Regions from separate parts of the Mus musculus genome. Here region 2 is linked to region 1. Evidence: chromatin loops called from intact Hi-C (ENCODE). Cell type or tissue: left cerebral cortex. All regions are shown on one strand. Links, peaks and the distances in the headings refer to the core of each region. The heading gives the core; the rest is flanking DNA.

Region 1 (16,002 bases), core at 4,785-12,784:
ATTTCTGGCCTGCACTTTTATACAGAACATTCAAAACCACTTTGTGTTCACTGAAATTAATGCATAGGTGTTCTACACCATGGGCTGAGTGCACCTGGGTCTATTTGCTAAAGCAGCAGTGTGAGTGCATAAAATACAGATTCCCAAGATCCTTCTGTTCTCCAAGGCCAATGTAATAGGAAATGTGTGGAACACAAAAACAGTGGCACAGAAGGCTATCTCCCCAAAGTTCCTAGATATGCAGTTTCCTACCCAATGACTAATGATCGCAAGGTATAACAAGTGACCAGAAATTAAAAGGGAGTTTGACTGTTTATGAACCGAAGGGTACTAGACATGGACTGAAATCTATGGAAGCTCAGAGACCAGCAGACACACAGGCAGTGAAAAACATAAACAGCCAGGATGACTCAAGCTAAGTTGTACCAGGTTTTGTGAAAGACCCCAGAAGACAGCATGAGAAAAAGAGCTAGACAGTCAGACTGAACAGGTGTGTAATATGGAGACCTACAGATGTCTGGAAGTGGTATTGCCTAGAAGTTTTGGTAGGGCTCAAGAAGCAGGAGCATGCTTCCTTTCAGGAAGGCACAAGGTTCTTAACACCTTATTTTGTCAAAAGCCAACTTATTTCCCACTAGCTTTAATCTCTGAAGGCATTACCAAAATTATGCTATTTCCCAAGAAATAAATGATATTCAAATAAGTACTTGAAAGAGTAGAAACATGAGAAAAGAAGGTAGTGAGGCCTCAAATATACACACTATGTGTCTTGCAAAATGGACCCTCCACAGTCCTTCTTCCTACATTGTTCTATGGTCTTTCTACTTTAGGGAGCCACATGTGCATTTCCATGGTGACAACTGAGCATAAATGTTTGTGTGTTCATTTGTAGACTGTACACTTCAAATGGACCGCTCTATGCTACCAGGCAAGGCGTCCAGCTATCTCTAGACTTGCTCTTGGTAATGCCCTCATTCTCCACCCACTAGCTGCAGTTCTTTCCCTTATTCCACAGTTCCTTGAGTCCCCAACCACTTTCACCTCCCAGACACTCTCCTCTCCAACGTTGCCATGGCATCAAGGTCTCTGTTACACAGGCTCCTATTTGGATCAATGGAAATTATGTCAAGAGCCTGTTTCCTGGTGCAGTGAGAAGGCTCCTGGAAAGCAACAGCAACCTCTCCTTTGTGGACTGCAGTAGAAGGAAAAAGAGGGATTGCCCATATCTGAGTTAACCCATCAGTGTTTCTGCTTAGAGTGCTCCATTATTCTCCACTGGCACCAGTGCCCCCTACAGTCCTTCTCCAGAGAGTTACCAACAAATATATGGGATTTCATCCACAAGTTTCGTCATTCACTACCACAACAAACTAAAATCTGCATCTGGACAGTGATGGTGGTTCTAGCTAGACACTTGAGAACGTCAATCAGCTGAGGCATGTCTGTGGTAACAAGGGCAACCCTGGTAATGTGCCCCACTTGACTTTCTCTAGATTATACTTGTGATATTTTAAACTGTTAAGGATTTTGGTTTTAAAATTCATACATCTTATCCATGTGGTATTGCACAGCTTAAAATACAGGTACTTAGAAGGTGGAGGCAGGAGGATCAAGAGTTCTATGCCAGCCTCAACTATATAGTGAAGTTGAAGTTGGCTTCTACCATAAACATTCTTACTCTTCAAAAGGTAAAAATAAATAAAAAATAAAATAAAATAAAATAAAATAACCCGTAGTTTTCTTGGTTAATGTGTCCTCTAAGTTGAACAGATCACCTCATAAAACAAAAGTAAATCCTTCTGGCAGGTTTTACTCCAAGACTTCCCCACTAATTATATTCATATAAGAATGAAGCAGAGTGAGAAATATATATAACTGATGTTCAAAATGTTATATTTTAATATGTATCTATTTGCTCAATTAAGCAGATTGCTTATAGAAATGTGACAGCTCTTATGCTGTTAAAGGCTCTTCTCCTTAGAGAAGTGCTAACCACAAGCCTGTAAGTCTTGGATGCCCAGAATGACACTGTACCTGATAATATAGCAATTTCCTTACAAATTAACAACTTTAAAAAAATGTTTTGAACCATTATAACAATTGTGGATAGCCTCAGAACAGACATGTATCCCTATTCTTTGAAAGAGTGTGGCTTTTCTCCCATGAGAACTCATGTCTGCCTTTAGCTAAGCCTGGATGTGAGATGGGTGCAGTGACGAAAGACTGGTTATGGACAGTGAGTTCACACACTAGAGTGGAGTGGAAATGTCCTCTGTGCTAGCCGGGCAAAGTAGGAAGAAAGCATAAAACATGACCTCATCCTAATGGATTGTGTACTGTGTGTGTTTATGAGAAGGGGATACCCAGACTCCTCCCCATTCTGTCCATGGATATCAATCCTGGGAAACAAATTCCCAACTCCTAAGAGACCAGTGGAGATGATTCACATTAAGTACAGGAGAAACAATTTCTTTGAATAAAGCCATAGGGATTCTCTAGGCCTTGGGAAAAATGAGTGCTTTGAGTCCGCAATTGATTTCAAAGGCTTTTAAATCATTACGTATCAGTCCTCAAATAATGCAAATTTTAATTTAGCATTTAGCTCTTTCTTACATAACACCAATCACATCAGAGTATACTAAAGAGTAATGGGAAAAATATAGAATAATTTGTTGCAACATGTAGTCTCTCACATGAAAGACTATAATTATTCCTTGAAGTCTGCTCACAATACAAACACTATGGGCAGGAAACTCAGATGGGAGCTTTGTTGTAAATTTATACTTTTAACAAGATTAAACAGTGCAGGGTGATGGACAGTGATAATGGAGCCATGGATGGTACAGAAGAAAAAAATCTGAAATAATTGCACAGTTTCACTCATGACAAAGCAAATTCATGTTGAAATCTGTGTGGGCTAATTATCCTTTGATGGATTAATGAACTGATGATTATTATTTCAATAAAAGCCTCATGCCTTTTATTGAAAGGGAAGAAGGGATGGGATGCATATAGATCCAATCTATATGTATTTAAAGTGAGGTATATCTTTTATCTGCAATGTAATTAGTCCACATCTCTTTACTAAATAATGAAAGAGTGTAAATTTGAATTTGTACAGACTAAGTTAGATCTGTAGTTTCCTTTCTGCCTTGTTCTCAATATAGGTCCTCTTGTTCTACGATCAGCTGTGCTCACCGTATCAGAATAACCTGTGAATGGGCGCTGCTGCTGCCCTAGAAGTGACATCATGCCATGCATACTTCTAAGACTCTGTTGGAGGCCAAGGGTGGGAACTGGAATTGAAAGGAGAAAGAGAGGAATTATTCTCTGGTGAAATCAGCTTTTTATAAGAACATTCAAAAGTCCCTTGCTGTGGATATGGGGAAAGAGTGTAGCCACGCCCTAACCCTCCTCAGTTATCAGAGCTCTACTGGGGTGCACATGCTATGTTATTATATGGATCATCCACACACAATCTTGTTTTTAATTCTGTAGAACCCACATGCTCATAGTCTGTCTTCATTTTTATGTTTGTTTGTTTTAAAGTTGAGATTCTCCAAAAAGACCAGAATTAGTAAACAAACACATTCAGCTCACTGGTATCTCACATCACATCATGGTGAGCTGGTAGCTCACATTATATCATGGTGAGCTGGTAGCTCACATTACATCATGGTGAGCTGGTAGCTCACATCACATCACGGTGCACCCTGGTTGTAATTGTATTCCCAATATATTTCCCATTGGCAAAAACAATCTGAAAGTAGTGCCAACAAACTTGACTCCCACAAGGTTGTGTCCCTTGATCCCATGTCAGTGACAAGTTTTAAAGCATATAGTAAAATGTCCCTGACTTACTCTATAACAAAGAATAAAATGAAATTAAACCACCCCTGAAATTAAACCAATGGCTGCAGTCGTAAACTTCAAATGTGTTAAAGACACAAAACTCCCAGAGTTGTTTTAAGCAGGTATGTGACTCTATGTGGTGTGGTATTTTGTTTTGCTTTGCTTCATCCATCAAGGAAGTTCTAGACTCAGCATTAGCAAAGTGGGTGGAAGTCACATCACCTGCCATCCAAGTTACAGCTCTACAATTAATCCAAAGAAAGGACCAGGCAACTTATCTCAAGCACAGGTGGCACTTCTCTCTCTTGCAGACCCCTGCCTGATGTAAGTGACTTGAGGGATAATGCACCAAAATGAGCCACTTTCTACATAGCATCTGGAGAAGCTGATCCACTGGACGATAAACAGGGTTTGTATTATCAGCAGAAAGCTCATGAACCAGTCTATTTTAACCAGCTCTGCCTTACAATTTCTGTGTGTTCTTTTTCAAATAAAGAGGATATTAATCCCACAATCGGTCTCCACACCAGGGACTAGAGTTGCCCTTAAATAAAGTCACATCGACAATCAAAGGTCATTTAAGGTCATCTTAAAGCCATTGTGGGAGCAACCTGCTTACTTATAATTTAGCTATAATTGCTTGCGGATGAGTATTTGACTTGTATACTGATAGCTTGTTTTGGAGTACATATCCAGGGAGCTAAGGACTGTGCCCGTGCATCTGAAGGCAGCAGTAGAGGGTTGATTCCTTTAGGATGAATACTTTTCAGCAAAGCCAAAAGCATCTATATCTTGGCCTCAGATGGTTCATCAAGATCAAGACCATTTAGCTCATAAAACAAAAACAAAAACAAAAACAAAACAACACAACAAAACAGAATCCAAAACTGTCCAAGCAGTAGGGAGAGCACAACCAAATTAGTTTGATCCCCTCTTCCTAGTCAGCCCTGGTCTGGAAGTTGAAGTTACCACTCTGGTGATGTAAGGAATGAACAGGTCTTCAAAGGCTCCCTAGAACAAAGATGCAGATAGTGTGGATACATGTCTTTTCCTTACAAGAAATCTTCCTGTGATGTAGAATTTGCCTAGTAAAATCAAATTTAAAGGCATCCCCTCTTCACATTTTAGGTATATCTAATTATTCATAGAGGGAAATGAACTCAACAAGAAAGGGAAAAGGCCCAAAAGGAACATATAGCTTAAATTGCACACATGCAAGTTGTCACAGCTTATTTCACCATGAGCTCAGCAGAAACACTACCAGAGTCACATTTAGAATTCAGCAGAGCATGGAGTGTTTAATATGCCATTTGCATTTTGACAGCTTAGAAATGTCTACACTGGATTTGGTAGATCCTCGGCAATGAGCACTAAGTGGCCACCAAGCCTTTGTTGATCTATTTCTGGGAGGAGGCAGAACCATCTTCTTGACATCTTCCAAGTGGGATTGTGTTTCAGACAACAAACTGGAGACTGACTGGAGCAGCCTCGCCCTGGGGAAGAAGATGTTGTGCCGGGAGGAACTTGGAAGCTGGATGGATGTCCTGAGTAAGCATGATTGGCCAGATGAAAGGCAACCTAAAAATAGCCCCTCCCTTTAGTCTCTACTAACCTCCCTGTTTGAGCCCAGGAAGGATGGTTTTCAGAACTGCTACCATTCCTCCTCTGAATGTGTACAAATAGGTGGTTTTTCTCTCTTTCTCCAGTTTGCCAATCCCATGATATCATGAGAAATATTCTCCCTTATTATTTTTTGTAAAAAAAATACATGCATTTAGTTATTTATGTGCAGATGTAGCCCATGAGTGGGCCAAAGGGGGGTGTAAGATCCCCTTGAGTTGAAGGAAAGGTGGATGTGAGCTGCCTGATATAGGTGCTGAGAATCGAACTCCAGTCCTCTGGAAGAATGGCCCGTGTTCCTGGCTCCTAACCAATGTTTCTAACCCCAGGATTTGCTTTGCTTGTTCATTGTCTTAAAAGTCCCACACTAGTAACTAAATGGCTACACCAGAAGTAGTAGGAAGCTTTTGGCTGACCAGATCTGAGTTTAAAAATACAGTACTGTCTTTGGCAATGCAAGGGGGAAGAGATTTGATGAGGACAACTTGAAAACAGAGTTAACAGTCCTCCATCATTCTGATGCATGGTGGATTTGGGGGCAGGGTGAGCACACTTATTTCCACCGGTTGCTGGCTTCATCAAATTAGAGTGGCCCTACTCTTAAAAAATAAATAAATAAAATAAAATAAAGAACCTGCAAATTAAAAGTCTTATAGTCCTTTCGTACTATGAATTTTCAAAGGGGTAAGCATCTAGAGGCATTAAAAGACTTAGGCATACATTCCTCTCTGGCCTTTGAGTTCTGAATATGGTTTCTGTGGGAATTCGATGTCTTGTGTTTTAAATCTCTTTACTGAGGAGATAGACAACCTAAAGATCCACCTGCACAAACCTTTGCCTTCATTCTCAAACTTCCTCAGGCAAGGCTCCTTCCAGCACTAGGTGAGAATACTTTCAGCTGGAGTTCCAAGCCAAGCCTAAAGGCTAGCTTCTTTTCACAGCCAGACAACCAATAACCCAAGAACCTACTGAGAAACAAACTTTGCTCAAAAGGCCTATAGAGATAATTCAATTCCGCATCGGGGGCACAGATTTAAGCAAGCTTTCTTGTATGAATTATTCCATCTATTTACCAAGTGAAAAAGCTTAAAGATCTTCATTTTCCTCTGCTTTCTGAATAATGTGCTTTCACAAAGAGATTTAAACTTGGGAACCCATCCTTGTCATCTCATTAATCATCATCATCATCAAAAACAACACCAACAATAATAAATAAATAAATAGATAAATAAATAAATAAATAAATAAATAAATTCCTGGTTTCCCCAACTAATGCTTGGGCACTGAAGGTTATGGGTTCCAACCACCTCTACGGCAGTGCCTCCAGTCTCTCAGACACTGCAAACAGGTCATGAAAGATGTCCCAGGCATTAAAAAGTCAACCTGTTTTTACCTCGGAGCCCTTGCCACCTGAGTGCAGGCAGCACAGCTGAGAGTGGCAGTGGCCCAGCTCCCTCCTCCTGTGCGCTCCTTGGAGGAGGACCCTATTCTGCGCAGGCGCCAGGGTGCCCTCGGACCCTCTGGCCAAGCCTTGGAGCCCAGAGGTGACACCCCTGGCAGAGGCCCGACCTTGGCCCAGTGGCTTTGGCTTTCTAAGGGAAACTGCGACCCTGCCCCAGCTGCCAGTCAGCACACTGTTGGCTACTCTCTTGCTGGCGTCACCAGCCTCCTGCCAGCCTGCACAGCCACAGGGCTTGCGCCTGACTTCGTGAGTGGTAGGGGATGCAGCTCGGATCCCGAGGGGGTTAATGAAGGAGCATGCACCCCCTGCTCCGTGTGTCAGACAATAATGCAAACGTTCTTGGAGACCAGAGTCCCAGTCACTTTGAGCACGGGGGTGCGCGCGCGCGCGCGCTCTCGCGTAAGATCCCAGTGCCAAGCAAGCAGGGGCTGGCAGCGCCTTGGCTTCACTTTGGCGTCCATGGTCTCAACCGGGATTCCTGGTGCGCAGGAGGCACTCAGTTCCCTGGGGCTTTGAGTCCAGGCCCAGGACTCTATGCACCTAACCTGGAATCCCTTAACCAGGCCAGTGCAGCCTCTGTCCAGGACCTATCCCTCCACGCCCGGCCCCAGCTTCCCCTCCCCCAGAGCGGCAGACCACCCTCGTGGGGGCGGAATCAGCCCGCACACGTGTAGGGATTATTAAGCAGCCGGGCGAGAGGCTGTGGGGTCCACGCAGCAACCTCTGTTAATTGCGGGGGGAGGGAGCTAGGACTGCTCAGAACTCCAAGGAAACCCAGAGTGCGCTCCAAGGGTGAGCTGCAGGTTTAAGGAAGGAGGAAGCTTTGCCTTAGATCATCTCAGAGTGCAGGAAAGGGTAAGAAGTTTGGCATAGTTGCATGACAAGAATACCATTTCAGCAAGGGTTGGTCTGGACAAAGCCTGGTTCTGTATCCTGAATCTTTTCCACTTCCAACATTGACATCAGTACCTGGTTTGGGGGGCACAGACTTTTCATGTTTTGCCTCTCATTTCCCAGCGTGCCCAGACCAGAGCCCTCTGCCAACCTAACCCTGCTTGGTGCTTGACCCGTGGAGCCTCCTCAGGTGGAGGCCCAGGCTAGATGGGGGGAGGGGGACATGTAGTCAGAGGGTAGACATCTGTGGGAAGCTCCCCAAAAATCAAGCAATCCCATCTTTCTAGTTAAGCAGGACCCACCTATTTCTAGGTGAGCTATTGGGACACATCCCACGGATAGTTATTGTGAGAAGGATGCTAAGCAGAGGGGCCAGCATCAGAAGGCCGAATTTTCCCCCACCTGGAGCCCTCAGGCAATCCTCTGCTCTCTCCAGGCCGGTGTGGAGTTGGATGGAGATCACAGAGTCCTCTGTGGCTTCTTAATCACCCTTGAATTTGAACCACTAGGGGAATAGCAGCTGGGGTAGTCTTAGAGAGGAAAGGGAAATTTCTTCTGAGGAAAAGAGGGGACAAATGATTCAAAAGGGGGGAAAAAGTCGTAAGACTTGGTTCCATCCTTTAAAAAGAAAAGCAGTCTGTCTATAAAGATACAGATACAGATTTGCCCAGTAGTGTGAGGAAGGAAACTGGGAACCTGACACCCAGTAGCACCAGGAGCATATGAGAGAGTGAAGAAATGGGAGCAGGTACTTGCCAATGTGAAATCAATCCTCTCTCTCTCTCTCTCTCTCTCTCTCTCTCTCTCTCTCTCTCTCTCTCTCTCTCTCTCTCCCTCTCTCTCTCTCTCCTTCTCCCCCCTTCCTCCTCTCTTTCCTCCTCCTTCCCATAGACTAAACCTAGCGCACAGGAGCTGTTACCAGCCCGAAGGTTGCAGCTTGTAGAGACTTAGGAGAAAACATCCCCTAACTCCTTTCAAGGAGAAAGCCAAATTCTCTGAGACAAAAAAGCCCCAGGAACCATACAGAAATAGCCCTTTCCTTTGGTTGATCAGACTTTGACAGGGGTTGCCTCTGCACCCACAGAGAATTGATCTGCTAGGGAAACCTGACCAGAACTCCCCACTGGCTTCACCCACCTTGCCAGATATCACAACTTGCAAAAAAGCAAAGTCCAGGGAAGGAAAGAGGAGGCGACATCCCAGAGACAGCTAGTTTGAGTACCTTGGAGGGGAAGCATAGGAATGGGGTGAGAGGAGGTGTAAGGCTATGGGAACACCACTCAGCTAGGAGCTCTCTCTGATGGCACAGGAGCCCGGCGAGCTTGAACTTGCCAGGCTGACGGTGCCCAGTATGTTTCCCAGGTGCGCTGGGTCCGGGGAGAAGTCGTGGGAACTACCCCAGCCTGCGACCCGCCAAGCCCACCAAGCGCCAGGAGCCAAGGCGCAGTTCTCTGCCCAACTCGTGTCGGGCTCTCTTCTCCTTGACAACCCACAGTACACAGCACAGAGAGAAATGTCGTTTAAGCCCAAGTGAGGGGGAAGGAAGGGCGGGGGTGGGGCGGGGGCAGATGAGGGGTGGGAAGAACGCGATGGAAGCTCGGTATCGGGCGCTGCGTTCCCTAGCGTCGCTGGTGGACAGCCACCCGGTCGGTGCCTGCCGCTTGGTCCCTTACAATCCTCAGATCAGACACTCGCGTTCGCAAACCGGGCCTCCGAGGGTTCGGCCGTCTCCCCGGTACCGAGCTAGCCTGTCTTACCCTTAGCTGCAGTGAGGAGCCCCGCGCACAGAACCGCCAGCACCAGAGGCAGGAGCAGCGACTTGAATTTCCTCCACGCAGTCATGTCTGCAGATATTCCACACGCACACGACACGGATGGCTCCTCTCGGATGCGCCGGTCTCCTCCGAGGAACAACCGGGCTCTAAACAGAGTCCGGTAATCACCAAAGGGCAAGGCGAGCTGGCAAGAGCTCCGGGTCCCCAGCCCGGCCGCGCATCTGACGCCTCCCGCAGCTCTGCGCGCCCGGCTCGCTCCGCTCCCGTAGCATCGGGTCCGAGCCACTGCGGGGCTGAAGATGCTCTGAGCGAGCGCAGCCCCGGGGCTGCCGGGGCCGGGGACGAGCGCCGGCCGAGCCGGGCAGGAAGGCACCAAGGCGGCGAGGCTGCGGGAGGGGGCGAGGCGGGAGAGGAGCGCGCGCAACCGGGAGCAACCTGGAGCGGAGGCAGCTGGAGAGAGAGCCAGCGAGTGGGAGGTGCGGGAGGGGCGCGGGGGGAGGGGGGAGCAGGGCTGGAGCGGGAGGAAGGCGGGGAGCGAGCGCCGAAGACAGGCTGCTAGAGGCGCAAGGAGCCGCTGCCGTGGTGGCTGGACTCAACCATCCTACCCACCGAGAGGGGAAGGAGGCTGGCACCGCGCAGTCCGGGACTCAGCCTGGCCTCGGGCTTTCAGGCCCCTGCTAGTGCTCCCGCAGGCAGCGCAGCGTTCAGTCTCTGGCGCGGCTGCGCGCAGGCTGGAGCACGGAGACTTGTTGGGCGCTCAAGTGGGAGAAGCCCACGCTGCGCACCGGGGAAAAACCATACAATTGGCCACGCGAGCGAGCCCGAGGGCTCTGTGGGGGCAGGCAGAGGCCAGCCTCCATCCTTCTCTTTCTCTACTGACCAGAAGAAGACCTCTGCCTAAGTTAGGAAAGAAATGCAGGTGGGGGAAGAGAATGGGCCCAGCTGTGACTGAAACTGGGAGCAAAATGGTGCTTTTAAAAGAAATTATAAATTACCTTTGAAAAGGTGACTGTCTGCAACTATGATGAGCCTCTGACAGGTTCCTGTTCTGCTCCTGTTTAGTCCTGTTAGTGTTACCCTCATTGCAAGCCCAGCTCTATGTGGGAAACAAAATGAATCTAAACAACCCAACTGGGCTGCCACCCTGTTCTGGTTGTGAGAGCAGGAGAATTGACAAAAGTGTAGTGAACCCCAGCATCACATCCAGCATTCCTGCAAGAGGGATCAGAAGGAAGTTCCTAAAAGCAGGTCTACTGCAGCCAGTGAGTGCACACAGAGTAAACTACTAGAAAAAGGCTGTAGGTTAATTGAAAAAATCCAAACCAGGTGAAGGCTAGAGTTCACAGATGCTCCATTCTTAGAAAGGATTCGGGAGTTCTAGAGGATAGGATGGAAGGGGCCAGGGATGGACATCTCAGGCCCCCAGCATGGGAACATTCATCCCATGCTGACTGTGAGTTGTTCACACCAAGGAATGAGGATGGTGTGTGGAGGCAGGCTGATGGCCACATCATCGCACCAGCATTGTGCCCACTGTTAGGGGCAGAGTCACGGTGTGCCACTCAAGTTTAGTGTTCTAGAGCTTTCTTGCTCCCTGAAGCCCACGGATGACGTGAGGGCATGAGAGTGACTCCAAAAATGTAGAGTCACCGGCTGTACCTTACCTTCCAAGAGTAACCAGAGACTTTATCCAGCCTAGAATCCTTCTCCTGGAGATTGGAGCTCCCCAGAAAAAAAAAAAAAAAAAAAAAACCCTGGGCTCTGTTCTCCTGCAGGTTTCCCCCAGGCTCTCTTGGAACTGATCTGAAGTTTTTTTGTTTTGTTTGTTTGAAAGTATCCTCCCATTGCTCTTCCCTTATCCCTAGGGGAGAAAATTCCAGGCTATCTCTCTAAAGCAATGGATTGAGAATGATGCCCTGTGTGCTTCAGTGTGACAGGGAGTGGAAGGGGTCACCTACAGTGTGATTTTAAGTCATTCCCCCAGGTGTTATTTACACTCCAGCAAGTGAACAACAACAACAAGACCTATTAGGAGATCCGATAGCTCATCCGCTGCTCCTCCTTAGGACCCATTGATCTACAGAAGCAGCATAGCTGAAGACCTCCATGAGAAACGGTGTCCTGTCTTCTGAATGCCACTCCTAATGACTCATGTCACCAAGAAGGATTTCTGCCATTAAAAACCATTTCCAAATCTCACTTCTTTGTCGGGGGGAGGGGGGGTGTGGGGGGGGGCTCCCAGATGGAGCCATGTTATTAGGGTCCGAATCAAGAATGTTCAGTGTCACCTGAGATGTCAAACACCTTTGCTTTGCACAGAATGGTGGCACTTTGACAACTCAAGATTGAGTGGCTCCTTCATGGCCACAGGCTTAAAGACCCTTTTTCTTTCAGATCCAGGGTGATACAGACCGGTAGAGACAGCACTCAGGAGACAGACGGGGCCATCACCTCAAGTTCAAGCCCAGCCTGGTCTAGGAAGAGAGTTTCAGGCTAGCCAGAGCTACACAGGGAGGCCTTGTCTCAAAACAACAATAATTAAAACACTTTTTGGGGGGATGCTTTTGTTGCAAATTATCTATTTGAGTAAAATTGTAGAGCAACAACAGTCAAAAAAATGACAATCACTTTGTTTCAGATTAGAAAGGAAGAAAGATCCTGAGTCTGGAAGTTAGAACGACCTTGTCAGATTGCAACTTGATTGTGAGCCCAAGGCATAAGACTGTCCAGGAAGAATAGCTCATTTTGGAGGAATGTGATAATATTGGGAATCTCCCCCACCTAGGATCTCAGGCACTTCACAGCCCAGAAGGAAACCATGGGGCTCTGCTGCCATCTAGTGCTCTGCTTTTCTTTTAGGAAAGCCATAATCCCATCTCTTTTTCATCTTCCACTCCGGTCACCTACCTTCTTGGAAGATTTTGCCGAGTATACCTTCATATCCCTATGCCATAGACAAAGAACATTGATAGCATCCTAGAGGGTCTCCCCTCTTTGGGTCTCTGATTTGATATGAGGGCGTAATTTCCCTCAGATCTGAGAAGGCCCTAATTTAGAATTGTTACAAGGTAATCTCAGTGAGGGACAGTGAGATTTCACCCCTAGAAATGCTGCGGGGCCTCTTTGCAGTGACTGGAAGGTTTGTGCCACTGCATGGGTGTGGACATCTTTCTCAGTCTCTGCAGAGCACTCTTCGGCCTCCACAACCTGGATAAGCTACTCTAGAAACATGGTTGGTATCCAGACTGGCCCGGAGGAGTTCAAAGAGAAAGAGCAGAGAGGCCCCTGCTGTGCTGAAAAGATGGCGATGTCCCTGAGGGCCCAGCATCATCCACATGAAGGATGACAACCTAAACGTTCAAGAGATGAAAAGCCCCTGTGAGATGGAATCACCTAAGGAGAGGACAGAAACATGATGCTTGAGATAAATATAGATTGCTTTTCACAATGTACAAATGAGAATACTAATTAGCTGAAGAGCTGTACGGGTATGAAAATCTTAGAGAATACAGCTTGTTGCTAGGATGGCTAAATATGACTTTGTTTGGCTTCCTTAATCCTGTATTTGAAATAGATGGACGATCATGAAAGAGTTGGAGGGGACTTCTTTCTTTAAGAAATCTGGCTACCTATAGGAAGGCACCTCCTTCAAAAGCCAGAAGGTGAACTCTACTTGGATGTTTGTACCCATATAAATCCCTCTCCCCCACAAAAGACCTTAGGACATATACAGTTGATGGCAAGATTCTTCTCTGCCCTGCCACCTCCCTAAGGGGAGAGCATAATGTGACAGGGGTATAGAATGTTCTGACAGTAATATCATATCACTATTCTTTGTAAGTGACCTTAGAATACAGCAATCCCCAGGCCACCATTGAAAGGAGGTAGAGGCACATAAGCAAGTGTGATGACACACGCTGCTGTGCATGACTCTCTTGAGTGGCTCATCCATACTTGCCTGCCAAGCCTTTGCTATGCCTTTCTGATAAAGCAGTGTGTGCATTCTATGTGTGCATGCCTTTAGGGTGGTGGATACTCACGATAAATGGTTCATTGCATAGATTAAGAGACTTGTGAATCCTCTTTCATCATTATGTAGCTTGCCTGAAAGGGCACTCTAGGAACCATGGGCATCTCTGTGCATAACAATAACTTAAATCAGTGTGATGTTTTGTATATACTTGGCCCAGGGAGTGGCACTATTAGATGCTGTAGACTTGTTGGAGTAGGTGTGTCACTATCAGTGTAAGCTTTTTTTTTATTAGATATTTTCTTTATTTACATTTCAAATATTATCCCCTTTCCTGGTTTCCCCTTCGAAAACGCCCTATCCCCTCATCCTTCTCCCTGCTCATCAACCCACCCATTCCCACTTCCTGACTTTGGCATTACCCTACACTGGGGCATAGAGCCTTCACAGGACCAAGGGTCTCTCCTCCCATTGATGATGGACTAGGCCATCCTCTGCTACATATGCAGCTTGAGTCATGAGTCAAGAAACCATGTGTTTTCTTTGGTTGGTGGTTTAGTCCCTGGGGCTCTGGGGTTACTGGTTAGTTCCTTGTTCAAGATGCCTAGAAGCTAATCCTCTCCTAGCAACCTTCAGATGAAGATGTAGAACACTCAGCTTCTCCAGCACCGTATCTGCCTGGATGCTTCCTGCCTTGATGATAATGGACTGAACTTCTGAATGTGTAAGCCAGCCCCAATTAAATGTTGCCTTTATATGAATTGCCTTGGTTATGGTATCGGTTCACAGCAGTAAAATCGTAAGGCATCTGGTCATCTGTATTATGGACGTGCACGTGGCTGGTTTCAACCTCAAAGTAAGCAGTTTTTCTTGGATAAGATCTATGATTTGGCATTTCCAAGTTCAAGGTGACATGGTTATATCAGAGGTAATACTTTGACAAATACTGGTATCAGAGATGAACCTTGGAGTCAAAAGAGTCTGCTTTGAGTCATACATTTACCTTCTTCTCAGCAAGCAAGCATGCAAACAAATGTAGTCTGTGTTTCCTCATCTGCGATGTATGTAATGAGGTCTCCCTTACCCAGTATTGAAACAACATCAGACATACAGTAAAGCTTCAAAGACGGGGTCTCCTTTCCCCACACAACCCACCTCTGAAATGGAAGAAAGAGAAGCAGCCAGATGGGGAAGGTATTCCACCAGCACCAACTCATAGTTTACAATTTCAAACTGGAATTGGGGAGACAAAAAAGAAAAAAAAATTCAGTTGTTATCTCCCAGTTTGTCACAAGGTGAATCCAGCTGACACCCAGAGGGGAAACTGAAGATTCCTTTGCTCTGACTTGCAAGGCAGCCTCCTAGCCATATCCTGAGGCTCCGTGGAACAGAAGCCATCTTGAAAGCCATCCTCTGCAGCTAGGTGGCTGGCCACTGGGCCCGCTTATTAGTAATGCTTTCCTTCTGCAACAAGACTGCCCAACATGGAATCACCATGCACATTCGCCAGCCCAGGCTACTGTGGCACGTCAGAGAGAACCAGATGCCTTTGCAGAGCAAATATTGTCTGGAAAGCTCACATAAATGCTGGCTCAGCATTAAGGCTCAAAAGTGACAAGTGACTATTAACTTTCCAGAGACTTCCACAGTTGATATTCCAACCAATTTGAATGTCAAAAGGGCTATGCTAAAAGCAACTCTCTAGCTTCCAGGAGAGCCATTCTCCCTTCAGTGACTCCATTGTCATATATGACTGTCATATGGGGTTTTGACTAATGAGCAGGCTACTTCTCAAGTTTGTATTTCCTTCATATATCATGTTTCATCACTTCCCTGTGCCTCACCTCACGCTGAAATACATTGATTAGCAGCCATTTATTGTGAAGCTTTAGTGAGTTCTCCATAAGAAGGACATTTCATGATGAAAATAAAAACATATGAACAATCTTTTTTTTCTCAGAGAAAGAGTCAAGGTAAGCACACATATTTTGCACACACACACACACACACACACACACACACACACGCCTTCTTTTGCAGTATAGGAATACTTTTGACTGCACAAGCCTTACCACTGAACTTGGATAAGTGGCTCTGAGTTATTTCATTTAGTTCATTACTATATATCAGTGAGCTGTGCAGAGGCCACAAATTAAAAATGACTATCTAGCTCCCCTGTCCTTTGAATCCTGCTATCCTGGCATCCTGCTATCAGGAGAAAATGTAGACATCACTGATAATGTTGTAGCACTTTCCTCTGTGAGAGATGGTTGTCCACACCTAGTAGTTTCCTAATGTTGAGGAAATGTCTAACGAAAGTGTTTTCTCTCAGCTTTAAAATGAACATGGAGTAATCACACTTCTTCTAAAAAACGGGTTTCTGGTGCTGATAGCTTTTCACAGTGGCACTGGAAGTATCTGGTACACCA
Region 2 (16,002 bases), core at 4,284-12,283, 140 kb before region 1:
CCCATTACATACTGATTTAATGTCATGAATACAGAGCTCATTTGAGTGATTAAAAACTACAATTTTCAATTAGGGGTCTATACAGTAATGCTGTAGCTTCATATAAAGCATATAGTCCACACACTAAGGATTTTGATAACATCACTGGAGATTATATCATATTTTTTTCTGGCCACTATTACAGGCACAAGCAAATACAAGAGTGGCAAAAGTCAGCTGTCCAGGTGTATGTAGCTGAAGATGTCATTCAACAGTGTCTTCTAAAGTAGGTCCCTTGACTGCTACTGTCTCCACCAGAAGCTTCTTCACATCTTTTTTTTTTTTTTTTTTTTTTTTTTTCTGTCTAGGGTTCTGTTCACCAAGCCCTGCAGTCAACCCTTTAATGACTGAGCACCCACATCACTTGAGTTCTCCAAGATGAGGCTGCCTATTATACTCTCTTAGAATACTTTACTTAAGGTCTATTTCAACACATGAGCTTAGATCAAATACCCAAGGGTCAGACAAGAATAGTTCAGTGTCTTCCTTATGAAACTGTCCTCAGAACATCATCCAAATTTGTGCCTCAGTTTCCCGACCTGAAAGTGGGATGTAGTGGCCTCAAGGAGGTTACTATGAAGAATACATTTAGAATGAAGGGGAGGTTGCTCAGTGGTTCAGATCACACTCTGCTCTTGCAGAGGATGCAGGATCTACACTAGGCAGCTCACACCTGTCTGTAGCTTTCCCTCCCTGGGGGATGCCTTTGCTGTCCAGAGACAACTTCACTAACATGTGCACACATCATTTTTAGAAAAAAAACTAAAATATTAAGCCTTCAGATTACCTGATTCAGAATGATCATTGCTATGCATTGTTCATGTACTTGGGAAGTTCTAATGGGTGAAGATCTCTGGCTACCTGGCAGAGAAATGGAAACTTTATCTGAATCTTAAACAGAGAATCCTTTCTATTACATCATCTTAGTGGAGACAAATCCTACAAACATACAACATTGTCCCCTGTTAGAGGGCCATTAGTAGATAGTCAATGATAGGTCAATGGGTTGTCTTTCTTGGAGAAGATCTGAACTTAGCAAAAGGGTGAAAGGAGGTCAAATGTCTTCTTATGTCACTTTGGTTTGTGACCAACCTTGCCTAATATAAACCAAAATGAATATGAATTCTCTTAATGTTTTAATTATGATTCCCCAACTTGGTGAAATCAGAACATCGAAAACCACTACTGACCTATTTGATATTTCCTTTCAGCTGCAGGGTGTGCCATAGGCTTCACTCAGAAGGAATACCCAGCTGGATGATTCTGTCTAACTATGTTGTCATTTAACCAACAATAATCACAGGTTGGGTAATTGCAAAAGGCATCACACTGTGCCAATGCTGATGACACATGATACAGAGATGATTCTTTGCAAGTCTTAAGGCAAAGCAAACCCAAGTCAGATATTAGTTCATACTCATACAAATGTTACACACACCCTCACGCCAAGGGTTGAAGAACAGAAGAGAGAGAGATCCTTCTGAACGGATGGGAACTGGCCGTGAGAGGAGACCAACTCTACTAGTCTGACAAGCAAAGCTTTCACGGCCCTATGAGGTGATGTGCTGCATCTGAGCCATGAGCAGCAAGCTCACACTATAGTGCTCTGATCCAAGCTCGTGAATGCATCATCCAGCATCCTAGCACTGGAGAGAAGTAGTGCAAGAGACTGAAATCTGCCAGAACTGAATCAGTCCTAATTGATCAAGTAGGTCAAATAGAATCTTGTTCAAAATGGGATTCAGAAATAAAACAGTTCTCACAATTTATAACAATATAACAATATAGTTATATATTAACTAATTATATATAAATATTAAATACAGCCATATTAATACTGTATATCATATATTATTTTAAAATCTATTATACACAATACATGATTACTAAAGAACTGTGTACTGTGTGTTGTTTTTAGCTTTGAAACAATTTATTCATATAGGATTAACTCATATAGGAACATTGTCATTTCAAGCAATTATCTGGAACTTAATTTGGTGCCATTTGCTTGCCATTTAAGAATCAACAAGATACTGCAGCTGGCAAACAACTAAGGGGAGACCATAGTAAATTAAGGAAAATCAAGATATTCCAAATCCAATCCATAGACAAGTATATGAGAGAGGAGAGGGAGAGGGAGGGAGGGAGGGAGGGAGGGAGGGAGGGAGAGAGAGAGAGAGAGAGAGAGAGAGAGAGAGAGAGAGAGAGAGAGAATGAATAGGAGATAGATGATAGACAGATATATATTTTTGATAAGTGAATAGATTTAAAGATAGGTAGGTAGACACACACATATATGTGTTGATAGATGACAGGAGATAAATATTAAAAAGGCAATTATGTAAAGGCACATATACTTAATTGATAAATAAATAGATACAGATAAGTGACAGGCAGGCACATACATACATATTCATACAAGCACATATGATTGATAGATGAAAACAATAGATAGATAGATAGATAGATAGATAGATAGATAGATAGATAGATAAAGATATATTGAGCTAATCATGAATCAATAAAGAAAAGTGCCTTTGGCTAGGAAGTCACATAGGAAACTTCACTTGTTGCTAAGAACAAAATTGCACCACAGCCTTGAGTTCTGTCTGTATCTTTGTTGAATAAGAATCTCTCCATTGTAAGAAATGAAAGCACAGCTCATTACAGAGCTGAAAGTGCTCTCCTCTGAGATAAACGATGAATGTGGGATAAGCAGAAGAGGGAGGAATAGCAATTAGATGGGTGGGAAATTCTGAAAAATAATTACTGAAAAATGTCTCTGAATGAAGTCTAACCAACTTGCCATGAACTCAAGTTCTTATGTTTTCCTGAAATCATCTACTGTTTGAAGGGGGAAATGCAGCTAATAGAGAAAGCATTTGAGCTCCTCCCTTCCCAAGGCTGCTCCAGGCAGATGGGAAGGAAAAGTGTGATCTGGCCTTTCTTTCTAGTCAGGCCTTGCAGTGTCTGCAAGTGGGAGGGTTGTTCCTGAGCACTTACTGAATAAAAAGATGCTGTCAAGCCTTCACTAACTCATCAGGGATGCTATGGACAAAGAGCCTTGAATACGAAGAACGTAACTATCTGCAGACATCTTTTTCCTTTTCTATACCTGACAAAAGGGAAGTGAGCGAGACATAGACAAGCAGCTTCCTGGGAATCAGAGCCCTATTCATAGCCTTCAGTTTGGTTCTCCTCATCTTTCTACACCTCCAACAACTAGTGTGACCTTTGACAATGAGTGGCCTCCATATTGTCAATAAAATAATAATAACAAATGATGTCTGCCTGCTGCTAAACGCTTGCATGTGTCAATACTGTGTCAAGCATCACCTATGCTCAGCTCTCAGGGGTCATTGTGCTCAGTTTCCATGGGGAAAGAGAAAACGCTGCAAAGGGTTTAGGTAAAGTCCACAGAAGGCCATGTAGTTCAACATCAAAGCCAAGTCCCTCCCACCCCCTAATCCTATAGCTAAATCTGAGTGATGCTTTCCCTTATCCATTGTGAGATTACTGAATGCAACCTCTCTGGTCCTCACATGTCAATGAAACTGTCAATAAACATTCATAATGTACTTATATTTGGATGGCTAGGCCTAGCCTCATAGATCTGTTCTAATCCCTACAATGAGTAAAAAGCCACTGCAGATGTCTCCTTGTTGATCACCTTCTCAGATGTGGACAAGTAGGGAAAAGTTGCATGAGATGAAGATGTGACAGCTGCCACAGCAGACAGGCAAGTCCTATTCATCCTAAACTCCTTGTATGGGAACAGAACTAATGCAGTCCTCAACCCCAGTGATCATAAACATGAAAATGCACAAAGAATCCCCCAAAGCACTACTAAAAGTGACAACCAAATGCAGATGCTCTTTCTATCTTATCCAAAATACTCCATGGCTGCCTTATTAAAGGAATATTTGTCTTGCTTACCCTGTTTTTCAGTGGCACCCAAATATGTCAGCAAACTCAGGTTAGACTCACCCTGATTTGAGGCACTGGGTAGTGAGGTATCTGCTGGGATAGAAAAGAGTCATTGTTCAGATATAAGGATCCCTCCAAAGCGTCCTCTCCAGTGTAATGTTCAGAGGTGGGGCTTTGGGAACATGATCATGTCAGGAGAATATGATGTAACTAATAATTAATGCACTGATTATGTCATAATTTCAAGGTAACACCTTCTGCCATGGTAGAGATAAATAGTGGGTCCTAGTAGGAGGAAGACAGTAGGAATATTCTCTTGAGGGGATGCTCTTTTACCAGGACTTCTCGTCTTTCTCTGTGTGACAACCCTGAAGCAAAGCACTTTGGCCCAGAACATTCTTTCTCATCATAATACTCTGTTTCCTGACAGCTATCAGAAATGGAGACAGCTTACCATGGGCTAAAACTCAGAAGCTGTGGTCCTCAAATACTGTGGAGATTTCAGAGAAGAGATAGTGTGGTCCTGTGTAAGTAATGTGAGCTAGTTAACTCAGTAGGAACTGTGCACTAAAGGACAGAGGTAACAGATGTCACAGGCTTATAGAAATGACGGCCAGTTAAGGATCTAAATGATTTGTATTTGTGGAGTTTGTAGAACACATGTTGGCTCCACGAGCTAAGCACCCTACAGGGGCTATCATTCTGTTCTTCATAACAACCTGTGGGCAGGTGAACCAAGATCTGCATATTGATGGTTAGGAAGATTAACTACTTAACTAACTGGACAAGTGCACACAATTGTAGAACATGGACAGAGCTCATTCAGACACTTGCCTTTGGAGCTCATGAGGTGACTCTTGTGACAGGTCAAATTGTATTTACAGGAATGTGTGGGGACTGCCAAGTATAAAAACACTCAGGCACCACTCTCTGCATTCTAGGTCTGTCTTGGTCATTAGCTCCCATGAAACATTATCAAGTTTATGGCATCATTTATCTGCTCATTTAAAACATTTTAGAGGAAAGGTTTATAATAGTTTCTAATTCTTCTTGAACTTAAATATTATGTAAAAATTTTATATATCCACACTTTGCTCTTATAGGAACATAATTGTCACATACCAAATAGAGCAGACAATTAGTAAAGAGTCATTATAAATGCTCACATACTTTTGGTGTAGCTGACCCTGCTATGTGAACATTCGCTGTATATTAGGTGCTTAATATTTCCTAAAAAGGAGGTGGTACTTCATACACATCCAAGTGATTAATAATTAGTAAGATGAGCATTAATTGTCTTAAGATATGATCTCAAGGCTAGATATGCTGAGAACTCAGCATAGAAACTGGATATTCATAAGTTGGCCGTGTTGATGAGCTCTACCCTAATGAAGCTTGTATTTACGAACAGTAAGTAAGAGTTGTGTGGTGTTCAGAACTTAAAAGACTACCATGTGCCTACCATGGCGTAGGTCCTTATGGACTATGACTAATCTCCAGGACTTCAGGTCCCAGAAGAGTGTCTTCCAATCTCAAAACAATGGATCCAGATGCAATATCACAATTGGCCAGAAGGTGCCACCATCAACCATCTGATTTAAAATTTGATGTGAAATTTGTAAAAAAATGTTGAAGTGAATTCTCTCATTTCACATTTAGTCAAATGTCATAAATAAATTATTTTTATAAGCATATAATTCATACATCTAAAACAAGTATACATCCTTATGTTTGATTCCAGTCTATATCATTAGAGGATAATAAATATTTGAAGGGTTACAAAGGTAGACGGGATTAGAAAGCAGGAAGTTGAGTACTACCGAGTACTTGGGATCGGTTTCTGGGAGAACAAAAGCAGAGGATCTTTCCGATGGTTAGAATGTGTCATCTACAAGAAAAGTTCAGAAAGAAGCAGGCATGCAAGTCTGAGAAGTGGAATCATCCAAATATCTGTGGATCCGTGGTCACCAAAGAAGAGACACTTGAGATAGGTTCTAAGGACATTTCAGTAAACAGGATCAGGATGAACGTTATGAAAGGGAATGGATAGTCTTTTAGAAAGAGCAACACGGAATGATTTTAAACACACTAAATCCAATGCACTCAGGGTAGAGGATCATGTCAGAATCGGCTAAAAAGTGAGAGGGGGCCAAGGGGAGATGAGTTATCAAAAACAAGTTATGTAATATTTTCTCTGTCAAATGAAAACATCTTTCCTGGTCCTACCAATAGCAGCAACCTAAGAGCCTTGTGTGTTTAAGAAACTAAGTTCATCTCACAGGGAAGATGAACAAGAGAGGACAAACCCAGGACAGCAAGCAAGCTATGCTGTGTTACTAGAGGAGAGATGGTGTGGGAAGGTACAGACCTGGCTGTGGAAGTGGAGAGGACACAGCTGGGGCTCCATGCTGGTGAGGACAGGGTATGAGGGGAGCCAATACAGAGCTCAGGGTGGATGAATTCTCTCTCAGTAATTTAGGAATCTGCATCCATGAACCACTCAAAAAAGCAAATGAAATCCATAACTGCTATTCTTTTGGCAGAGGAGAGAGCGAGAAGCAGTGAATTCAGTCTGATCAATGCTGTGCTTGAGATCCTGACAAAACATGTGGACATGTAGTCTAGGTAAGGGTTAAACATCATAGTTCAAGTAAGGGTTAAACACCAGAGCCTGGTTAAGCTTGACAGAACCAACTGAATTTGGCATCATAAATTATATCCTTGCTATTTTGGACACACACAAAAAGCTGATTTTCCAAGATGACAGGATTTGACTAAACTTGCATGAGTTTACATAGAACAGAGTTATCTTTTCTTTCAGTGGCCGCAGTCCACTTCCTTTGTTTCTGATACCTGTTCATTATTCCAATATTAGCCAAGTATCTCCCAAGCTGTAGCAGATGGGCTCAACTATAGCTGAAAGCAGAGTGACTCTCACCTGCACGCTCTGGCAGGAATTCAGACACCCAGACAGTCACAGTTTGACCTGGTGTGCACTGGAATCACCAAATTGTCATGGCTTTAAACAGCATATTATTCTGTCTTTGGTCCCTACCATTAATTTTTTTCCTCATAACAAATTGCAAGGACAAAGAAGGCAAATTCAATATATTTCTTAAGAATATGCTGGATACATTTAAATATGAAGTAAGCAGGCAACGAGAATCCAAGTATGGTGTGAACATTATCTACAGAAGTCTTTTGCCTGCTAATGAATTTGTAGCTTCAGTACATACTGGAATACCACCACAGGCATGCCAGGAAAGATCAACACTGAGTGCTTCAGCTGTCTAGGTTTAAATACAGGTATTATAAGGCCACTTTAAAGGCAAGGTTATTTGAATTGTTAATTGTGAATCGATTCAGGCATTCATTACCTTAAGGTATTAGATAGGTTAATTAACTACCATGACTCATTTTTCAAATTATAACATGAAGACTAATTTTTCTTACCTTTTGCCTCTAAGATATTAATTAATGCATATTTGCATCACACACTTTCCACATTCGATGAGCACCTATCTGTGGCACAGCGCTGTGCCAGGCTGAATGACAGCATGCCTGGGCTGGGCTGAGGTGGGCACTAAGCACTAGCAGGAGAGATTTGTTCAAGTTTTCTTCAGTGTTATTCTGCAGGACAAGCACTCCTGAATAAGGCAGACAGGTAGCAGGAATCATGCATATGCTAATTGTAATAAATAATGAAAATATTTAGACATGATGAGGTTTGAACTTGAACTTTATGAATAAATTGAGATTAGTATGCAGCGCCAGCTGTATAGCCTGCTTTTGTTCTTCCTTTTTAAAAGGCAGTCATTACTAAATGATGCTTGGAAATTTTGCAGCAATTTGTTCATCTCCCCGCTTCCACTACCCATCTTTACAGCCATTAAAGTCACATCCCCTTGGCCTCTATATCAACATGTATGTGAAGAAGAACCCTGACTCGTACTGGGGCTCACTGCCTTAGACAGCCCCCTGCTGACTTCCAAGACAGTGAAAAAGGCCACCATCAATATCTGACATGAGTGAAGAACATGCTGCATAAAGAGCTCTCTCCATGAGAGGAAGAAAGCTTTCTCCAGTCTAGAGGAAGTGTCTTTCTATGCAGCCTCTCCTCACAGGGTAACCTTGCATTTTCAATGAAAGATGAAAAAGATGGGGAGCCTGGGAATTTTCTCACAGAGGATTGGGCTCATGGACAGAGAAAAATGTTAATCATTGAGAGTTTCAATAAAGCAATTTCATATCCAATAGAAGCAAACGATCTTATGTCAAAGTAAGAGAAAGAGATGGAAGCAGTCTCAGAGATGTTCTAGGAGACAGTGGCTCCACTCTCTTCTTCATCTGACCAAGATCCAGCTGTAGGGAAAGGAGGATGGATGGTGCAAGCAACTCTGCTGGGGATGAGAAGCAGTGGCAATAAGTGAATAAAACAACGCCTTTAAAACTAGAACCAAGATGACTTTCTTCAACCTTTAACCTTTCTCTGTGTGTAATAGTTCGCTGTGTCCTGGGTCACATAGGATCTTCTTCAAGGTTCTTTCTAGATCTCATTGGCTCGCTGAAAGAGGTCATATCAATGTTAGCATATATCACTTAACATGCGGGCATAGAAATGCAATAGGAAGAGTAGATCTGCCTGGAATGTTTCACTATGAAGTAGTGAAGGTAGAAAAAGAAACAGGTTGATGGAAAGTGTTGTATTTGTCCATGGGAAAATACTTCATCACCCCCTTTGAATGGTGAAATAGTGGGCAGGACCAAGTTATCTCACACACTGCCATTTGTACCTTGGCTGTGCATTCACTGTGTGCTGTGGATCTGATGAGTATAGTGTGAGGCCTAACAACAAACCTACCATGAATCAGCTTATCTTTTTCACAAGTTTACAGATAGAAATTTGCTCTGTTGGTGAACTTAGATAGTTCAGTGTGACTTTTTTTTTTTCCTTATGGAGTCAGGCAATTTCCCCTTTTCATTTAAAGCAACATCTTCAGGTTTCTCTTTAGTATATTCAAATCAACACCCTCATTACTTCTGTGCTTTGGGGCACAGTTAAGTAAAGTGCAGATGACTTGAACACAAGCCTTATCAGAGACTGAGTGTGTCTAAAAGCCAAGGAGGCTATTAAGCTGCAAATGAGGACAGGCAGCCTAGAAACCAAGTGTAATTCAATGGCGTAATTTGCACCAAGACCAAGTGCATTGTGATAGTCAACCTTTTTACTCAAAAAAAGCCACACTAGTAGAATGTATCAGGCCGTAACCATAGCGAGGTGAGATGCCCTGGACAAGATGGATCCACTGGAGAGTCTGATAATTAAACAGGAAGATGAGTGGCCAACACTACTCTAGGTAGTTCAGCGAGCTAATGAGGCCTCGCTGGGTTATCACTGATAGAAGGCGAAGTGTTTCATGTTCCAATGTGCTTCCTCTTCTCCAGCAGGGGCATGCTGACTCTACATTCATAAGTGATCGGTGGGATTTGACTGTCTGTGCTGTGAAACTGTACTCACTGCAGACCTATTGTGCTGGGGGTAGAATGAGAAACCTTGACAAGAGGCTTTTCTTCTCAGCGGACAACTCTTTGGCTCCTCCCTCTAACCACACCACGATGTCAGCTTAAAATTAAGCTAACAGCAGTGAGCCCATTGCCTTCCCACTAAGCCAGTCTTCCAAACTGATCGTCACCAGACCAGACAGAAGGGCTCTCAGTGGTCTTTGACCTTTCTCTCTTTCCTCGTAATATCTCCAGTGCCTATCCTTTATCCTGAGTGTCCCCATAAGGCATTTGCTACAGTTCATCATAAGCATTATACAGGATGTCGTGCTAGAGCAACTACACCATACATAATCAGTTCTTTCTTGAGATGACCTCAGCTACTTCTGCTTCTTGAAGGTCAACGTGTATCATCAGAACCATGTGGAGCCTGTTTTCTGCCTGTCTGCTCATGATGTCTGGTCTTGTAATTCAAACCTGGGCTTCAGTACCACCAAGGCACACATTTCACTTCTGTGCCTACAGCCTCTTCTGAAACTTTGGGGTGTAACTAAGAATATTTCCCTCTCTCCTCAAATTCATTGAAGGAAAACATCCCATTTGGACTTGAGTTTCCCAATGCAAAACTTCAAGTAGTCTTGCACAGCCTCAGTCAGGCTGTGAGTTAGCCACACTTTGATCTTCCATTAGAAGAGCCACAGAGGAAACTGAGGCAGATCACACAAGCATAGGCCGGCATTATTTGCCTTGACATCACCTCATAATGAGTTATAGATATACCACAAACCTCACTTCAGGCCCTGCAACAAACAGACACATGCTCAGAAGGGCCCTACCTCTGTCTGCTAAGGATTTGGTCCTAAGTCAGTGTAATGCACTTTCTCTCAAAAGAATGTCTACAGTACAGTTTAGCCCAAGATATGAAGCAAAGGACTCTTTCTTAAGTAATACCTAGCAAGAATGTCATTCTCTGAGCAGTTTGCACATGAAGCTGCCTAGCTACAGAATTCAGAATCTGCATTTCTTCTGAAATTGAAGCTACTGAGTTATGGTTTGCAAACGAAATGATTGAAATAATCAGTGAATACACACAGCAGACTTAAATGTTTCACTAGAAGGTTTGTCTTTTACAGACTTCTCTTACCACACACCTTCAATCCTAGGATCTGAGAAACCACGGCAAGAAAATATCTATGGATTTGAGGCCAGAATAGAGGATACAGTGAAGTGGAAGTTTCTGGTTTCTTTGGAAACTCAGTTGTGTCACATGTTGTTTCTCTGGAAGCTGCCTTGTGATAGGTTTTGCAGAAGAAGACACATAAGAGGGCATGTCATGTTTTGCTAGCATGGATGCGTGAGAGGGAAGGAATGTTTAGGAAGAAAATAAATGGAAACCAATAAACATTGAGAGGGTGCTCTTATATTGCAACACTGTGCAACAATTCACTGGGCTTTGAAGAGCTTTGCTGGACTTTACTGGCTTTTCCTGCACTTCACTGGCCTTGAAATTCTTCGCTGGTCTTGCTTCTTTGCTAGTTTTCACTAGTCTTCACTTCATAGACAGAAATGTGCCAAGGAATATCTCATGGTATTCCAGCTGATACTGGCTGCTTCCAGTGACTTGTGCCAATTTGGGGGACTTATGGTTTCTGCCATATCATGTCTCCACTACTGATTGGTGTTTGGCATTTGCTATTGAACAGGACAGCTGGTATCCTGATTCTGAAGAGTGGAATTACCTCAAAGAACTACTGTTAAACAGGTCCACAACCCCTTTTTCTTTAAACTTCTTTCTCTCCAGCCTCTGGTAGGTAGGTTAGAAGAGAAGTTGAAGCATTTAAGAACTCTAAATAAAGTAGATTTCAAAAAAATCTAAGCCTACAGTACAGTACATTTCCAGGCAGTCTTCACTACAGAGTCTTATAGAAACAAATCCAAAACCATCCTTTCCAAAGAGCAAGTGTTTGCATGCTCAAAAATGTCTTCAGTAACTTGGTCTTTGGCTCCAGTTTCTCAGAGGAAGATGTTCATGTCCAGGACATCATTTTAACATAAAGGTGGTAAAAATTTTATCTTGTCTTTGGTACCTTTAATGCTATGGTTGACGGGGCATTCTGAAGAACTGCTAAGGAACCAGAGTCTACAGTAACTTGGACAAACTTAGTTGACACCATATAGTAGTTAAATAGTAAACTGGACCTGTTAATTTCTCCAAGCCTTGGCTTTCTTGTGCACAAAAATGAGACAATAATAGCAGCTACAAGGCTAATGTGCAGATTAAATTCAATAATAATACACTGAGCAATGCCTAGAACATAATGCAGATCCCCAGTGTTGTACTCTTGTATAGCACAGTATAATAGGAAGTAATATTTCAGTCTAATTCTGCTTTAGCATCTCTGTACTGGACACAAAACTAGGAAACATTGAGAACAAAAGCTTCCAGCATCCTGCTAACCAAAATGTAGATGGTTCACCAAGTGTGACCCACAGGCAAATATAGAAAAGAAAACTATAGACAAAAATCACTTTCACAGATGGTCTGGGTGGGAAATACCAGAAAAACTTTGGAATATAAACAAGTTATAGATACATTAGCCAGCATTTAAGGTGTCTATTTAAGTACTTTTCCCATTGCAATCATGGTGACTGGACATAGCTCCTCCATAGCTCCTTAGTCACTTTTCATAAAAACTCAGAATTATTAGAATTAGTTGGGATCAAAAACACACATAATGTGCACATGTGTTCTCTGCATTATGTATCAAAGATGTGATTGCTAGTTAGGTCACAAGACTGGGACAGGAAAGCCTGGATTCCAGGATAAATTTCCTCAAGAAAGAGCGTTCAAGGAAATATTGCAAATGTATGCAATGTTGCTAGAAACAAACAGGATTACAGAAAAACAAATGCTCTCCCACTTTCTAAGTATGAACTTCATTGTGGCTTTTGAATTTTATTGAGTTCATATAAGAAAACTGCTTCTGGTACATTTAGTGTACATTATGTTCTCTTTGTGGGCAAGCAAACAGAACTACTGCAAACACCATGTCTCATACATTTAAGAATGTCCCACCAAGAATGTTTGGATGATAGAGAACCATGAGTGATCACAGACCACATGTGAAATATCCTGTGCTTTTTACTGGGTATCTAATATTACACAGGGTCACCCACCTGTGGTGATGGTCACTCATGTCCCCATACACAAGCAAGTTAACTGAGGCACTAGCTAGGCTGATAATCAGGAGAAGCTCTTCATCAGAAACTTCCAAGTACCTCTCTGGCTCCACATAGGCACCACTCCCCTTTTCTTTGATAAGCCTACACCGCCCAGAAGCAATGAACAAAGTGTCTATTATTGATGACTAATGTTCCTGGCAGAAAGGGCACTTTGAGGCAGTGGAAATCATCACCCTCATTATCAAACACATAAATGAGTAATAGGGCTTTTCTCCCTTTTGTTCCAATATATAGTGCATCCTGCAGTGATAGGATCGTAGCAAAGGGAAATGTGAGGTGATATGGTTGGTCTTGGGTCATTGATTCGTGGATTGTTTTCCAGAAGCTTTTAAGAAATATTAGCACCATAATCCTGGCTCTTTCCTGCTCTGCTTACTGTTGGATCCCCTGGAGCTGCTCATGACAGGAACCACACCTTTATACTGAGTGCCTACCAGATGTCACCACTTAGCCAGGCATGAATCAGGGAGAAAATAAGAACAAGATGTGAGTCACTGGGTCATCATCCCTAGAGTAGAGTAAGAGAGAGTTCTAGCATAAGTCTCTGACTGTTAGTGTGGAACTTGACTAAAGGAGTTAACAGCTGGCCATATAATACCTAAGCTTGAAGTTTAAAGCTAGATAATCTTCAACTACACTCTATGCTTCCTTTTCCTGTGTTCGCTCTCTGAGAGTGATGATGAAACCATCTTTATGGCACAATAGACATTTCAATTGAAAATGCTTCTGCAGTATGGGGAAACCGTAGAAGAAATGGCTGATTGGAGATGTGACAGAAATACTGTGATCAACATGAATGTTTCCTGAAAAAGCATGTCTCTCTCTCTGAAGAGACATAACAAGGTGAACTCACTAACCAGGTCCAGGAACTCCCAATAATAATAAAAAGTCCAACCACTCACAAAAAGGAACTTATCATGACTGCCCTCCAAAAGACCCAACAAGCAGATTAAAAAGTCAGATGCAGATATTTGCACCCAACCTATGGACAGAAGCTGCTGGCCCCTGTCATTGAATTAGGAGAAAACTGAAAGAAGCTGAGGAGGAAGCCAACTCTGGAGGAGGACCCACAGTCTCAATTAACCTGGACCCCTGAGATCTCACAGATACTGGAAAACCAACCAGGCAGCATACCCCAGCTGATATGAGGCCCCCAACACATATACAGCAGAGGACTTTTCTGGGTTTAGTCAGAGAAGATGCACTTTACCCTCAAGCGACTGGAGGCCCCAGGGAGTTTAGAGATTTGGCGGGGTGGAGCTGGGGAATGGGGACAGGGAGGTGGAGAGGAGGTATGGGATGTGGAACAGGTGCAGGGTGGACCTGGAGGGGAATAAAATCTGGAGTTAAAATTTAAAAAAATTTTATAAAGAAAAAAAAACACAGAGAGATAAGTAAGAGCAAAAGATGAATTGTTAAACATGGGACTTAAGTGGGGAAAGGAAACCAACTGATTGTTGCATAAATGTAAAGGACACAAAAGAACTAATTTTGCATTCCATTGGAAAACTTTTCATATTTGACTTTCCCTCAAATTAACCTTCACCACCCTCTCTTTTAATTATTTGTTTCCTTCTTACAGTTTCTAAAACTTCAAATCCAAGCCTAGTTTTAAAGACTTCAAAAAAGTCTCCAGAGTTACTGTTCCATTATGCTTTTGTATTTTTGCCATATGCAACTGATAATTGGAGAGAAAAAAACTACTAAAGGCAATATCAAATGTCCCTGTATAGTTACATGGCTGGAACTACTTCTATATCTGGAATTGCATTCCCACTTGTGTTTGCAGCCCTATCATTGAAAAGTAGAAATTACGGGTGTATATAAATCATTAGTGAAAATTTAACTTATTCAAAGCAGAGACTGGAGTCACTCCTAACTCAAAGCTTATGTTGCACGACTTGGTGATGAGTTTAAAAAAATCATATCTTCGAGGCTTTTCCCTGATGCTCACAGTCAACTATTGGATGGATCACAGGGCCCCCAATGGAGGAGCTAGAGAAAGTATCCAAGGAGCTAAAGAGATCTGCAACCCTGTAGGTGCAACATTATGAACTAACCAGTACCCCGGAGCTCTTGTCTTTAGCTGCATATGTATCAAAAGATGGCCTAGTCGGCCATCACTGGAAAGAGATACCCACTGGACAGGCAAACTTTATATGCCCCAGTACAGGGGAACGCCAGGGCCAAAAAATGGGAATGGGTGGGTAGGGGAGTGGGGGGTAGGGTGTGGGGGACTTTTGGGATAGCATTGGAAATGTAATTGAGGAAAATACGTAATAAAAAATACTTAAAAAATCATGCAGGCAGCAGAGGAATAGATGAGAGAGTCTGTCAGGATTCCCCTTTGCTCTATGTTTAGAGGCAGTTGAGTGTTACCCCTACAAACAAGAAGAGTCATGAGCGAAGACACAAATTCACTGTCCTAACTCTACAGGACCACATTACTTTGTAAGGATAGTTGAGAGTTGAAAAATGAGTTGCAGTACCCATCTGATTATGAGGAGAGATGCCTCATGCCACAACATGGATGATAGACAGAAAAGGCGTTTAACTCTACAGATGATGAAATAGTCTCCCTGGCCATTCATGTCTCACTTATAGCCTAGGACTTGTGCAGGCACTGCCAGTAGAGTCACTTCTGAGGATAGGAAGTGATGGTTTACTACAACCTAGATTAGGGGGAAGACTGGGCTTTAAGAATTAATCCTCCCAACCAGCCCTTTTGTGGAATCAGAAAAAGAGAAAGAAGCTATGAACACAGACGGAAGAACAAACGTTTCTCTACATATTCCTGAATTTCTGCAAGACCTACTTTGAGGGGATATCATGTTCAGAAAACCACCCGAGTCTCCAAACTCCTTATGACCCTCACAGTACATTCTATGTGTGTTATAAGGTAGCTACACAGTCTACGACACCCTGAACTTATTGACATATCCGATTTACTCTTCTAATATGTAAGTCTGTCCCATAGCACCCACCACAGTTTCCGGAGCTTGCATGTAAAATATCAAGCATCTTCAAAAGTTCACATTTGATAAAATATGAGGTAGGCTCATAGACACGCTGGACATGTGATGGTTACACAGAGCCAGCCATGATTTGACAGAGCTGTAGCATGACTCCCACATGCAGTCAGCTGTCTTCTGGGTTGCACAGAGAAGTTCCAGCTGGGGGGGGGGGATGTTGCTCTGCTGACACATATACAAGTCAGACCAGCAGTATGCTTATCATCATGTGACCATACTGCCTTTGGTCCTAGCATAAAGGCGATGCCCTAGGCATGGT

Evidence for each region. Hi-C counts contacts between places; a loop is a spot of excess contacts. Peaks named below come from ENCODE experiments on the same cell type or tissue, not always from the same donor. Only the 100,000 strongest peaks of a DNase experiment are listed, where the experiment ranks them.
Region 2: it touches region 1 in a loop (5-fold over the local background); 7 of 42 quality-filtered maps call a loop at or near these places.

What each region holds. Positions count from the first base shown.
Region 1 is chr8:17,525,305-17,541,306 of GRCm38, forward strand. It overlaps Csmd1 (CUB and Sushi multiple domains 1), which reads right to left and starts at 10,081. Exons shown (of 70, transcript NM_053171.2): 1 at 9,586-10,081. The coding sequence starts at 9,670. In left cerebral cortex, for the core only: CTCF peaks have their summits at 8,339 and 12,447 (motif pointing left); DNase peaks (open chromatin) are centred at 5,249, 7,037, 7,303, 7,628 and 8 more places; H3K4me3 peaks cover 4,526 bases; H3K27ac peaks cover 4,460 bases.
Region 2 is chr8:17,388,616-17,404,617 of GRCm38, forward strand. All of the region lies in intron 1 of Csmd1 (CUB and Sushi multiple domains 1), which reads right to left. C030002A05Rik reads right to left here. Exons shown (of 1, transcript XM_030243881.1): 1 at 1-16,002. Among named protein-coding and RNA genes, the nearest start is that of C030002A05Rik, 96 kb to the right of the region's middle. In left cerebral cortex, for the core only: a CTCF peak has its summit at 5,534 (motif pointing right); a DNase peak (open chromatin) is centred at 5,524; H3K27ac peaks cover 360 bases.